2 separate regions of the Homo sapiens genome follow, and region 2 is linked to region 1. Evidence: chromatin contacts called from ENCODE Hi-C or POLR2A ChIA-PET data. All regions are on one chromosome and are shown on one strand. The core of a region is the stretch at or near the end of the contact, and the rest is flanking DNA. Distances in the headings are between cores, read along the strand shown. Region 1 has its middle 210 kb from the start of SLC24A2. Region 2 holds the start of KLHL9 (kelch like family member 9).

The links. Hi-C counts contacts between places; a loop is a spot of excess contacts on that map. ChIA-PET counts read pairs that join two places held with the same protein, here RNA polymerase II (POLR2A). Pooled maps may share reads with other maps.
Region 2: a loop to region 1 is called in a pooled map, with 7 times the contacts of the local background. The contact joins the promoter of KLHL9 here to the enhancer-like site in region 1. A Hi-C loop is called at or near these places in 3 of 50 pooled maps. POLR2A ChIA-PET finds 5 or more read pairs at or near these places in 2 of 52 experiments (PC-9 and activated CD4-positive, alpha-beta T cell).

What each region holds. Positions count from the first base shown.
Region 1 is chr9:19,996,699-20,002,931 of GRCh38, forward strand. It overlaps a transcript of SLC24A2 not described here. Among named protein-coding and RNA genes, the nearest start is that of SLC24A2, 210 kb to the left of the region's middle. RefSeq lists an enhancer at 2,602-3,801. Within about 2 kb of position 2,518, at least 4 of the 41 ENCODE cell types and tissues checked have a DNase peak (open chromatin) inside an H3K27ac peak, as active enhancers do.
Region 2 is chr9:21,333,107-21,339,339 of GRCh38, forward strand. KLHL9 (kelch like family member 9) reads right to left here and starts at 2,298. Exons shown (of 1, transcript NM_018847.4): 1 at 1-2,298. The coding sequence starts at 1,753. LOC107987053 (a long non-coding RNA gene) reads left to right here. Exons shown (of 3, transcript XR_001746634.2): 3 at 3,515-4,195. RefSeq lists enhancers at 1,728-1,777, 1,968-2,277 and a silencer at 2,318-2,487.

The DNA.
Region 1 (6,233 bases), core at 1,268-3,767:
GCCACTGCACCACTCCAGCCTGGGTGACAAGAGTGAGACTCCGTCTCAAAAAAAAAAAAAAAAAAAAAAGGAGATCCATCATGATTATCCTATGCCTTCACACCCTCCATAACGAGTAACACCTTACCCCAAGTGGTACGTTTCCCTGGTTTGAGAATTGTAGCTCTAGTTATAAGGAGCCATTAGAAGGTATTAAACTAAGTAGCAACATTATTAGATTTGAATTTTAGAAAGCGCTCAGTGGTAAAAGCATGGAGAATGAAGTAAAGGAGAACAAGACAAAAGAGAGGGAGACAACGAGTTGGGAGACTGTCCATTATTGCAGGCAAAAGATGGTGAAAAAAAAAAGGCAAAAAAAGCAAACAATTTGCTGAGCTCTTCAACTAGGCATGCTTCTTGAGAATAATTACGAGAGAGAGCACAGAGCATTTTCCTCAAGACAAGAAGAGAGATTTAGAACTTAGTCATCACAATTTTACTGTTTCTTCTTAATAATTTTTGGAATCTGGTCTTGGTGCTAGATTTGCAATAATCAGACTAGGTGTGAGTTTAGGGAACCAGCAAAGCAGGGGCACAGAAAGAAAGAGAAAGAGAAAGAGAGAAATTAGAATAAAGATAATTCCAGTACCCATTTAAGCTTTATGTCACCTCAAAAAGTAAGTTTACTTTACAGTTTGATACAACTTTGATTTTGACTTTCATATGGAAGTGGACGTACCATATTAGTTTAGGTCATGATACCTTTTACATTCTTAAGCTATTCCTTGGAGTGAGGAACTGAGGTCCCCATTTGTGAGCCCAAGAAGATCAGAGGAGGTGGTCAGGATCATTCAGCACACTCTCAGCAAGTGTCAGACTCACCCAACAACAGAAAGGGAAACCCCAGTCACAGATCCACTATTATAGAAGGGGAGAGGTAAACAGAGAGAATTTACTGAGTGGTTAGAAATGATTCCACTCATGAAAAAACAGGCGTACAACAGCAGCTAGGAGTGAGCAAGACAAACTCCAGTCTTCAGAATTACACACAGATTCAGCTCTGTTGAGATCTTACTTGATGACATGGTTGGACTCAGGCAACACATTTTATTTGCCAATGAAACTGTATTTGGATAAATAGTTAATTTGCCTGTGTCCCTCACTGCAAAAGAGAAGCTCTTATTTCCTTCTCAGTTTGAATCAGATTTGAATCAGAATTTTATCAATAGAAGATTCAGCATTAATTTTCTCTGGCTCTTTCCAATAGGCCCTCCTAGTTACTATCTCTTAGTTCATACCTGGCATCCTTATATTTTTGGGAAAAAAGCCAATACTATTAAGGATAAGCCATACAATAATAAAAATTATATTAATAATAATGCATCTCTCACTATTTAGCACTTACTCTGTGCCGGAAGCTGTGGTAAGTAATTTACATTCATTGTCTCAATTGGTCTTCACAATGAAACAACAAAATCTGTAATTATCATTTTCTCCATTTTAGAGATGGGAGATTGAGATTTAGACATGGCAGGGCTAGGATTCAAACTCTGGCAGATGAACTCTGAGTGTGCCCCTCTTCAGAAATGGGTCTTCCATTCAGACCCATTCAGGGGTTAACTCAGCCTGAACTCGCCCACACATACCCTGTTTTGAGCTCAACTTCCTTCTGGCAGCAGTACTTCCTGAAGCCTGTCAATGATTCACTTCCGGGTCACCTCTACCCTCTGTGAGCCTTGTGAGACATTTTAAATGCCAGAGCCACATTCATTCATTGTAGCTCCAGCATTTCTTTTCCTAGGGACATGCTATTTTCATTAGGATTAAAACAGCCCCCAGCAATAAATATTAAAAACCTGCCCAGTGAAAAGAGCAGCTTCCTCAGAAGCTTATGAGGATTAGAATTTTTAAGCAGGCCCCGCTTCCTATGACCACCCCTCTTCTCCATCCCTTTGTGTGCTCCCACATGGGTGTGCTTTCAGCATCAATCAGATTTGCTGTTTTGCTCAAATCCGTTCATACTAATTGTCTGCCCATATTGCTGTGTGCTCTGGACAGAATGGTCTGGGAGAAATAGAAACTCACTCCTTCTCCCACCCCTGGGGGGATTCAGATTTTGTGTGCTTGATCTTTGTTGGTGGCAAGATAAAAATGCTTGCTATACATAGCAGCTTTCCTCCTTCATGTTCAACGGCAGCCCTGATGATGGGGGACCTCAGCCATCCTATTTGTTCTAAAGCCACCCACAGAAGAATCAGACCAGCAGAAGCCAGAAATAAGCTAGCTGGGGCTGCAAGTCTCTTTGTGTGTGGTGATATAGCAGAGAGACTTGGGAAAGTCAATTATTTTCAGTATGAGTTTTGGTTCCACTGCTTCATGGTGTAAGATGGGGATCCCCAATTTGTTCATCTGTAAAATGAAGATGCTAATGCCTACCCACTGGGGCTATTGGGAGAATTAAAGACCTATATAAAGTGTTTAGTGCAAGACTTGGAGCAGGGAGCCACGGCTTTGCCTGTCACTCCTTCGCCTCCCTGGCTGGAAGCCTGAGTAGTAGGTGAGGCATTTATTATCCATGTTCATTAACATCCCTGAAGACTTGTGGTTCCTGTATTGAAAACCACACTGAGTGTTCCCAGTTAATTGGGTGTCCTTGGGCCTGAGTTTCTCTACACAAATATATGAGCTTGGGATTTTTAAAAAGTATACAGTAATTATATTCTTGGACAAATGGTACCTTTTCTAGAAAAGCACAGAGAATTCTTTCAGCACTCAGGGCTAGGTAGGAATTGCTTGATGTATGGGTAGCAACTCATAGTAACTAATGATTTACAATAAATACTCCAACAAAGAAAAGTCTGAGTAAACTCTATATTTCATCCTCATGGCAATGAGCTACAAAAGGTTTGCATTTTAAATCAACTGGTGGTTGTACCCCAGAAGGATGTGGTCTAAATAGATTTGTGTGACAGGGTAATTACTCATCACGGAAAGGATCCCAGCTGTCATCATGGTTTCTCACTAAGCAGTCAGTGAGTGAGCAGTTATGGAATTACAGGGCTGACCTCCTGTGTCCTGCCTTACAGTCATCCTGAGCCAGAGTCACAGAGTTTCATCAGGGGGACCCAGGAGGCACAAAGCAGTCAACACCCATGGCTGAGAATCAAAGTCTAGAAGGGGCCTGTTTTCAACCTCTTCATCCGGGTCACTGGTGGCAATTTTGCCAAGTGACTAAAGAGCTAGACTAGGAGTTCCCCAGTTCAGGGTCTTAATGGCCTGAATGTTCAAGACAGTGTGGAGAGGTTCAGAGACTGCAGTCTTTGGGGTTACACAGACCTGTGCTGGAGTCTCAGTCTTTGGGGTTACACAGACCTGTGCTGCTGCTCACTTTGTGATCGATCTGCAACTAAAAAACCACATTTCTCTGATTTACTATTTTTCTAGCTGTAAAATGGAGGTAATAATTCCTACTTTAAAAGATTTTAAACTAGTATGTATGGAAATGGTTGGCACTTAATGAACATTATTATTTCACCTTTTGAAGTACCATTAGGTGCCAGAAACTGTGCTAAGCATATTACATGGACTTTGCTCATAACAGTTCCCTATTTTATGGATAAGGAATTGGAGGAATCTTGCCCAAGTAGCTAGTATGCAGCTAGTTAGTAGCAGAGACAGAATTTGACCTAGGCAGGTTGGATCCAGACTGCCCTATAATCATCAGAGGGTGAAAACATACCTTCAACTGGAGTTTCAGAGACTTTTGTGCCAGTTCTTGATAAACATTGTATAGGTATAAACTCTATCTTCAAAAAGTTTATCCAGTCTCATTGGAGGACAAGGGAGAAACATCAGAACACAAACGGCCCTGAGAATAGACCACCTGGCAACAAACAATAACTGCTGTAGGAGCTCAGTGAAGATCAGGAACTCACGACACATGGATCTCTTCTCCCGCAGTCTCCATATCTGCCACATTTTTTTGCACTGGAGTTTCTTATGTGTCAGTGTTATATAATTTTAAGGCTCTGATTTTGAACTAAAGAATGGACCCCAGTTTTGCCTTAAGCATAAAGACAGGAAATATACATGCCCTAGAGACTAAGTTAACAGTAAAATGTGAGACTGTTCCTCCTCTATACACAGAGAAAACTTTCATGGGAAAAACAGGATCACTGTTGAGACAGAAAAGTTATGTATGAGAGGGTGTGGAGGACGGAAGGAGGCAGGAAGCATAACTTGGAATTATTGCTTTTTAAGCTTAGAAGGGTCATCTGACCCTAATGGATAGTAAGATGAATATTATCTTGGTATCCAAGAGCAAAGATCACGTTTTGAGGCCCTTTCTCTCCCCATCCATTGCTCTAATGGGCCCACCCTCACTTTAAAAATAAACAATCAAATGCAAACGTGGCAGTTGCATTTTGTGGGCCACAAAGGAGAAAGTTAAAGCCTGGAGGATCAGCACTTCGTTTCTGATGGCAGAGCCTGCATTGTCCCTGCTGCGCCACACATCCTGTCCTCTTAGATCCAGCAATGAGTGGGCTGAGGATAGGAGGGAGTGTGCATCCACCTTCCTGCAAAGCTGCAGGTTTACCTGTGGAGAGTGCTCTGCATGCCTCACAACGCACCCTCTCACCCTCCTGGCACTCTATTTTGGCTCAGGTCTGCATGGAGAGAAGGGAACTGTCCTGCGGAAGAAATCTGGAAGGGGGTTAAGCCTAGCAGGAAGGGGAAGAAGCCAAGGCAACCAATTAATTTTCCTTTGCTGCTTAAATCATTCTCGCCCAATCTGCTGAGCTGAGAATAAGCATAACTGTCCCCAAGGTGTCAAGGCCCTGCCTTTTTTGGGTAAATCACATGGGAATCAAAAATAGAACCACTGTGAAAAAAGGCGTCTCAGTCCACCCTCCACTGGCAATGGCTGAGTTTGGTGGATATTCATCTCTATTCCATGTCATCCGCCAACTTTGAGGCCTGCTTGCCACATCACCAAAGAGGTTGCTAAGCATCTTCCTACCGAGTCTTTAAGATTTGTTACATGGATTTGGGCATTATACAGACATGTCTTTTATTTATGATGCCTCTGGTTAAAGGTTGCCTCTCCCAAAGAAAAAAAGCTTCACAAAGCAACACCTACTTTGATCCAGCACTAAAATATTTAGTAGAGTGCTATCTCCCAAAATGTGTTTATTGAAACATCAGTTCTGTGATATATTCCCAGAAAAATGTACTTCATGGAAAATATGTAAGTCCACATAAGAATACTAAAGGTAAGAATACTGTTTATGTGAGTTTAATACAGCATTTCTAAAATTTATTTATTGATAGAATTCTTTTGATTTTCAAAAGTTTGAGGCAGTCCTCAGGGCTGAGGACTAAAGCCCTGCTTTAGTGGAACATACTTAGGTAAATGCTGATGAATCCACAAGGATTGTTTTAGTACCACCACCTCTGGTGCAGAGACAAGCATTCTGCTTGTCACCACAAGATTTCAACATCGGAAGAGTAATAGTAATACCAATAGCACTACCATTTCACCCCAACTCTGTGTCTACGTAGGCTGTTGAGCCAGCACTGATGTACCAGTAGTTGAAAGGTGTCTCTGAGCAATGCACAAAAGGCTGCCATGTTAGAAAAATGATTAGCACTTTATTCTACCAAAAGGCTTACTGCAAGCTACAAACCTTTTTTTTTTTTTTTTTTCAGTAACAATTATTAGTTTGGTACCCTTTTGAAAAGATAATAGCATAACACCAGGAAAATCTACTCAGGGTATAATCAGGCATAAGCACAAAAGGAGTGTCACTGCACTTACTGTTAAAACAAACTCAGGTACCCTTATTAGACCCATTTTGTAGATGAGTAAACTGAAGATAACATACTTCAATGTCCCACTGCTGGTACATCACAGAGTTAGGACTTGAACTCAGGCAATCATAGTTGAGAGCTCACTCTCTTAACCACAGATGGGACAGGTAAATGATGGAAACTCCAGACTGGTGCACTCACAGTGACTGTCACCAAGGAGGTCACAGAAGTTTCTGGTTTGTCTTCTTCCATATATAGAACAGCCAAACACTTCTGGATTTTTCCTCCCTCCTTGCCCACTGCCCATGTCTGGTGGTTTCAGGAGGGGACAACAGCAGGGCTGGCTGTATTCCACATAACAGGGTTTTTCTTAGCTGTAGCCTCCACACACATCCTCCACCTACCTGTAGGGCTGACTCTACGGATGTACAACCAATACATTC
Region 2 (6,233 bases), core at 1,048-3,547, 1.3 Mb after region 1:
CAAGTGACTCTGGAAGATCAAAAACTTTATGCCACTCATCTTTTTCTGGGTCATATTTCTGGACAATTTCTACCATACAACGATTATTCCAAGAATATCCACCAACAACATAGATTTTATTTTCAAAGACGGCAACTCCAACATCACTTTGGCCTCTTAACATGGCGGCAATTGGGGTCCACTGGTCAAGGGTTGGTGAATAGTATTCACAGCTTAGAACATCATCATAATCACTTGTTCCTCTGAAGTGATTGCCACCAATGACATAGAGCTTATCTCCAACTGTACACATGCAATGCAGACCTCTGACTGTAGTCATTGGAGCCTTTTGCATCCATTTATCTGTATCTGGGTCAAAACACATGAGCTCATTTTGGAAAGTGTCATGGGTAATTCCTCCTGAAATATACATTAAGCCTCCATATACTGTTCCAGCATGACCATAGTGGGGTTCACTCATTTTTGCAACATAGCTCCACTCATTCATTCTTGGGTTGTAACATTCTACTGTGGCCAGTTCACCAGCTGCACTGCGCCCACCAACTGCATACAAATGTCCTTTGAGGGCACTCAAGTGAAAGAATGTGCGCTTTTCATTTAATGATGCAACCTGCATCCATTTATTATACCGAGGATCAAATCTGAAAACTGTATCAACAGCAGTTTTTCCTTTTGTATCATAATTACTCTGACCACCAACTACATAAAGAAAGTTTCCAATGACAGCAATACCATGCTGGTAACGGGGAGCATCCATTGGGGCTAAAGATCTCCATTCTTGTGCCCTTTCATCATACATCCGTAATTCTTTACTGACAACCAGCTGCTGCCTCAAAACTCCTCCTAATGTAACCAAGTGAGTGGAGTCAGATCGAATGGCAGTTCTATCTGACTGCATCACTGGCTGCATATATGGCATCATTTGGTAATTGCTAGCTTCCAAAAGCAAATTCACGCAGGTATTGTCTGTTCTCATGAAATCTACTGTCTGCACGTAATTGATGAGATCCTGTGGTGTCATCAGTGGAAATCGAATATTCTTCATTAACTTTGCAGCATAATCCATCCGAGGGTCTTCCAACCTTAGCCAGCGACAGGCTGCCTTAAAGAGTTCAAGTTCGGTACAGTGCTTAAGACTATTACTGGAAAGCACAAATGCAAGTCGTTCAAAAGGGAGTTTTAGAAACTCCCCAGTACTCAATAAAGCAGGAAAGTTCTTCAGGATGAAATTATTAACATATTTATCCACTTCTATAAGATTGTAGGTGTTAGCAATTCGTCCAACCTCAACACAGTTATCCAAAGAGACTCCTGATATAAGAAATACTTTACAGAAATCCAAAACGGGTAATATTTGTAAAAAGCTAGCAGCTTCAAGTGTGTCCTGAAGATTGTCCATATTAAGAGAAAGTTTTGCAGTATAAATAAAATCAATGATTTTCTTCAGACCAACCTTGTTCACCCCATGAAGCTTAATGCACATCAAATCTTGTTCTTTCATTCCACCTGTGAACATGGCTTTGAAATAATCACTAGCAGACGCCATCATAGCTCTGTGAACAGGGAAGATTTCATCTCCATCACCTGGTACCAGGGTCACATCACAAAGCAATCCTTCTATTCTAAGCTGATCAAAGCCTTGCAATACCACCGAACTGTGAGTATTGCTGGTAAAAAAGCGTGTGGTTCCTGCCTTACAAGGCTGCAAATGGGCAGAGACGCCCATTTCGCCGTTACCAAGGGACACTTTCATGTGAAAGCTTTCCTCTTGCACAGAGATGCAAGCCGGATAAAGAAGTTATAACCGGAATGTTTTACAGGTAACGAGGTGTCCAGAAAGAACAGAAAGCTCGTTTCCTTATCAAGGGAAGGCAGTCACTGCGGCACCCCTCGGGCCACGCCAGTCAGTCATCCACTGAAAATCACCCTGTAGCAGGACCACAAAGGGCTGTGGACCTCAAATCTGATTATTAGACAGATGATTCATCACCTGAAGGCGGTTAAATGACCTGGTTCACCTCGTCCGGCCTGCGCTGCCGCTCCTTCAGCAGTTCCGCTTCGGGCAAGGAAGAGGCGCCGCCACGTACTGTGGCTCCACGGCCCGCTCGGCGGCGGGTCCGGACACCTCAGCGAACGGCCCGCTGCGCCCTCCGCTGTACCTAGAGTGTCGCAGCGGCCACCGGCCTGTCTTTGAGCAAGGGCCGGGAACACAGGCCTGGGCCTGGGCTTGGGCCTAGAATACCGGCCTAGCCCCAACACCGAGCCGCTCCTTCCGGAAAAGCCTAGTCCCAGGATACCACGGGGTGGGAGCGGCCTTAGCGGCTACTGCGGCTGCGCGGCCTCCAGACCTCGTCAGTCAGCGGGAGGGTGGGGGTGGGGAAGGGGGAGGAAGTACCCGGGAGGCGGGAGGGCGAGGGTTGGGGAAGCGGAGCTGTGTGGGGTGGGCGCCAGCCCGGCCTCTTAGAGCTGCCTTGTATGTGGGACCAAATAGGACAGAATGTGTGCAAGCAAGTGTGTTATGCTGCACGTTTGATATAAGTTTTTCGCATATCTGAGCTCTTACGTTCCCCAAATGCATAATTTTTCAAAGCTTTACGCTTCCTAGCTTCTGTTTTTTTGAATAACAGTGAAATGCGGCATTTGTATAAATTGAGAGGAAACCTGGATGCTTAATTTTTTTTTTCCTCTACAAAACAATAATTGTTATCCCACATTATGTAGTAGATACTTCAGTTACAATTTTGGTTCATATTTTCAAATTTGTTACAATTTCAAACGCAAAATATTTGTCTTTACTAGATTGTTACTTTATTATGTAAATGATATATTCTAAATTTTTGGCTTGAAATGCCTTTGTTTTCCACAATTTTAAAAATGGCTACATAATTTTCCAATAACTATACATACTATAGTTTCCTTTGCCCATTGGTTTGTTCCTGAATGTGTACCTTCTTATCCTCCATTGTTTTATAGACTCGGTAGTAAACTTATACAATCTGGTAGCAAAATTTTAGCCCTGTTATGGATAATATTTAGTAAAATACTGATCCAAGACAATATTTCCAAAATATTATCACCAACAATGTTTGTGTCTTTCCCTTCTTCTGACTTTTCCCTTTGTGAGTATTTTATTAACTTGCATTTCTTTAATTAGTGGTAAATTTAAATTTTGACATACAAATAAATGTATACTTTGACACAATTTCTTCCATTTTCCAAATTTTGAAGTTTCTGTCTTTTAAATCCTTCTAGTTCTTTATGCATATGCAAAGTAAGAATGTAGTCATGTTTTTCTTACACTCGCCTCGTTTTTATGTAAAAGATAGCATACCATGTACACTGTTCTGCATCTTTTTTTTTCACTTCAAGATCTTCCTGAATTAGTGTAGAGGGCTTATTTATATTTTTAAACAATTCTGTTGTTGCCTTCTGAGTTGTTACATCATAAGTTATTTAACCAGTGCCCTGTTGATGGGCAGTTCATCTGTTTTGAATGTTTTCTATTGTTTCCAAGGGATGGCAGCAAAATTCAGAAGGCTTAGACTACCACTGTCCTCCACAAGGTGCTCCAGCAGATTGTCACCTTATTCAACACAAGAGGTTGGTTGGAATGAAACTGGCCTGGAGAAATTATTCACTGAATTTTTATCAGCATTGGGAAGTCCTGGAGCCCTGCTTGTTGAATGAGTTAGGGGTGGAAGGGCTCTCTCAGGCCATGACAACTCCCTAATGCTGTGAAGAGCTACTTCCAAGGAATCAGTCTCTATCTGGAAAAGAAAGAAGAGAGCCTCTGTACATGGGAAGTTGGAGCAAGAAATCATGAGATCCTTCTTTTTTTCATCAAACTTGCAAGTAAGATTAATAGCTTAGGAACAGACTTGTGTCTTCATGAAATGATTACTATAGACACTCTTCATTATATTCCCATATGTTTAGTTATTTTAAAAGACTATCTTTTCTGCCTGCATAATGAAATGATTGAATCAAATTTGTCACAATACTTGTTGGTAATGTCAAGCAACTGTATGATAAAGCATCCAGTTCTTAGGGGCATTAGCTCACCATGGATGATATTATTAATTTACCCATGTACTTAATTATTGATTCTACTACATTTATTGTATTCAGTATTTTTGCTTGTATGAAATGTTCACTTTTAACACTGTGCTAATTACATTAAAAAGTGTTCACTTTATGTATATTTTGTTTGTTTGTTTTGTTTTGTTTTGTTTTGACGGAGTCTCGCTCTGTCACCCAGGCTGGAGTACAGTGGTGCGATCTCGGCTCACTGCAACCTCCGCCTCCCAGGGTCAAGCAATTCTCCTGCCTTAGCGTCCCGAGTAGCTGGGACTACAGGTGCGCGCCACCATGCCCAGCTAATTTTTTGTATTTTTAGTAGAGATAGAGTTTCACCATGCTGGCCAGTCTGCTCTCAAACTCCTGACCTTGTGATCCGCCTGCCTCAGCCTCCCAAAGTGCTGGGATTACAGGCGTGAGCCACCATGCCTGGCCCCTCACTTTATATTTTGAAAATTATTCTCTTTATTATTTCGAGTTTTACTTTCAGATCATTTTGCATTTGTTTATTTAAAAAAAACAAACACAAGGTCTTGCTCTGTCACTAAGCTGGAGTGCAGTGGCAGGTTCATAGCTCACTACAGCCTCAAACTCCTAGCCTCAACAATCCTCCCACCTCAGCCTCCCACACTGCTGGGATTACTGGCATGAGCCACCATACCTGGCCTTACTCAATAAATCAATGCCAAGGTTGGTTTTGCAACCTCAAGTGAAGTTCAGTTCATTCATTCCATTCACACTGTATGAAACACTTGATATGTGACTTTTCAGGATAGAAAAGTGAATAAAGGAAACACAGCTTCAGCCCTCTTGAAACTTTTTGCTGAGGGAGAAATAAAACTATTAACCAATTAATTAATTTCAACTCTATCATAAACTCAAACCATAGGCAAAAGAAAAGTGGTTTTTGTCATCAGAAACTGGAAGACTTTAAGCCTTGAAAATTGGATACACAGTTCTGGGATTTAGAGTGCATGGCTAGAGATGTTCATTTGGGAGCTGGGCTATACCTTTTTCCTGAAGGCCCAAGGATGGATGAGGTCTGGTAGAAATTGAGTAGTGAATCAGAAGACCAAAACCTGGATCTTGAGGACCTTTACATCTTAATGTAGTGAACAGAGTGAGGAACCTGAAAAGGGCATGTGAATGAAATGATAGGAGGACATCCAGGAGCAAAATAGGAGGACAACCAGGAGAAAATTGTGATAAGAGGGTGTTTAAGGGAAGAAATGTGTTTAAAACATGACGTTTTACATTTAGGAAAAGAAAGGACTGGTTTGCCAGAATTAATTTGGCAAAATCCAGATTGGAATATATTGACTAGAGTAAATAGCAGGAGAGGTTGGAGACACAGTGGATGGAAACTTCTTTTAGAAGTTTATCTGTGAGTGGAAGAAGAGCAAGAAGGTAGTACCTGGAGAAAAATGTGTGTTTGTATTATCGGATATAATTTTGTAACCTTTTTACAAACTTTTATTTAGGATTGATTTCAGGGAATGGATATAATGGCACAAAGCATATAAAATTAATACTTTATTTCATAGGCTATATTGTCTTACTGCTTATTTAATAATCTAAAATTTCAAGAATAATTGTTTAATAGTTTTTGAGTACTAGTGGGCTATAATGCCTTTCCATTTGCTTCACTTGCTGTTCTTAATTCTATTTAGATTTCATTTTATGGCATTAATTGTAGTTTTTATTGTTCTTATGAATTATGCTTTTATACGCCCCTCTTAAAAGTATATATAAACCCTTTATGTAGATGTTAGCTATATTCCCTATGATGCAACTTTCTCGATTTTGTTTACATATAACTGTTATTTTCCTTTACATTTCTCCTATTGCCAGACAATTGAGAACATCTAAAACTTATGGAAAATGCGTTTGAAATCCTACTTCTTTCTTTCAAACAAATGGGCTCTCTTTATTAATGTGGATAAATAAAATCCAAATACTCTTCAGAGAGAGTGTAGATGACTGCTCAGAGAGCTCATTTATCACATTCTTCGTACACCAGGGATGCTAATTGTGCAAAAATACTGAAACCTAAGTAAGGCTGGACAAGGATGGCCATCGTAGTAAAGGCCATCTCTGACCAGATGGGGATGCTTCTAGGGAAGTGTATTTAGCTGCCATGCAGAGAATGTCTGCAA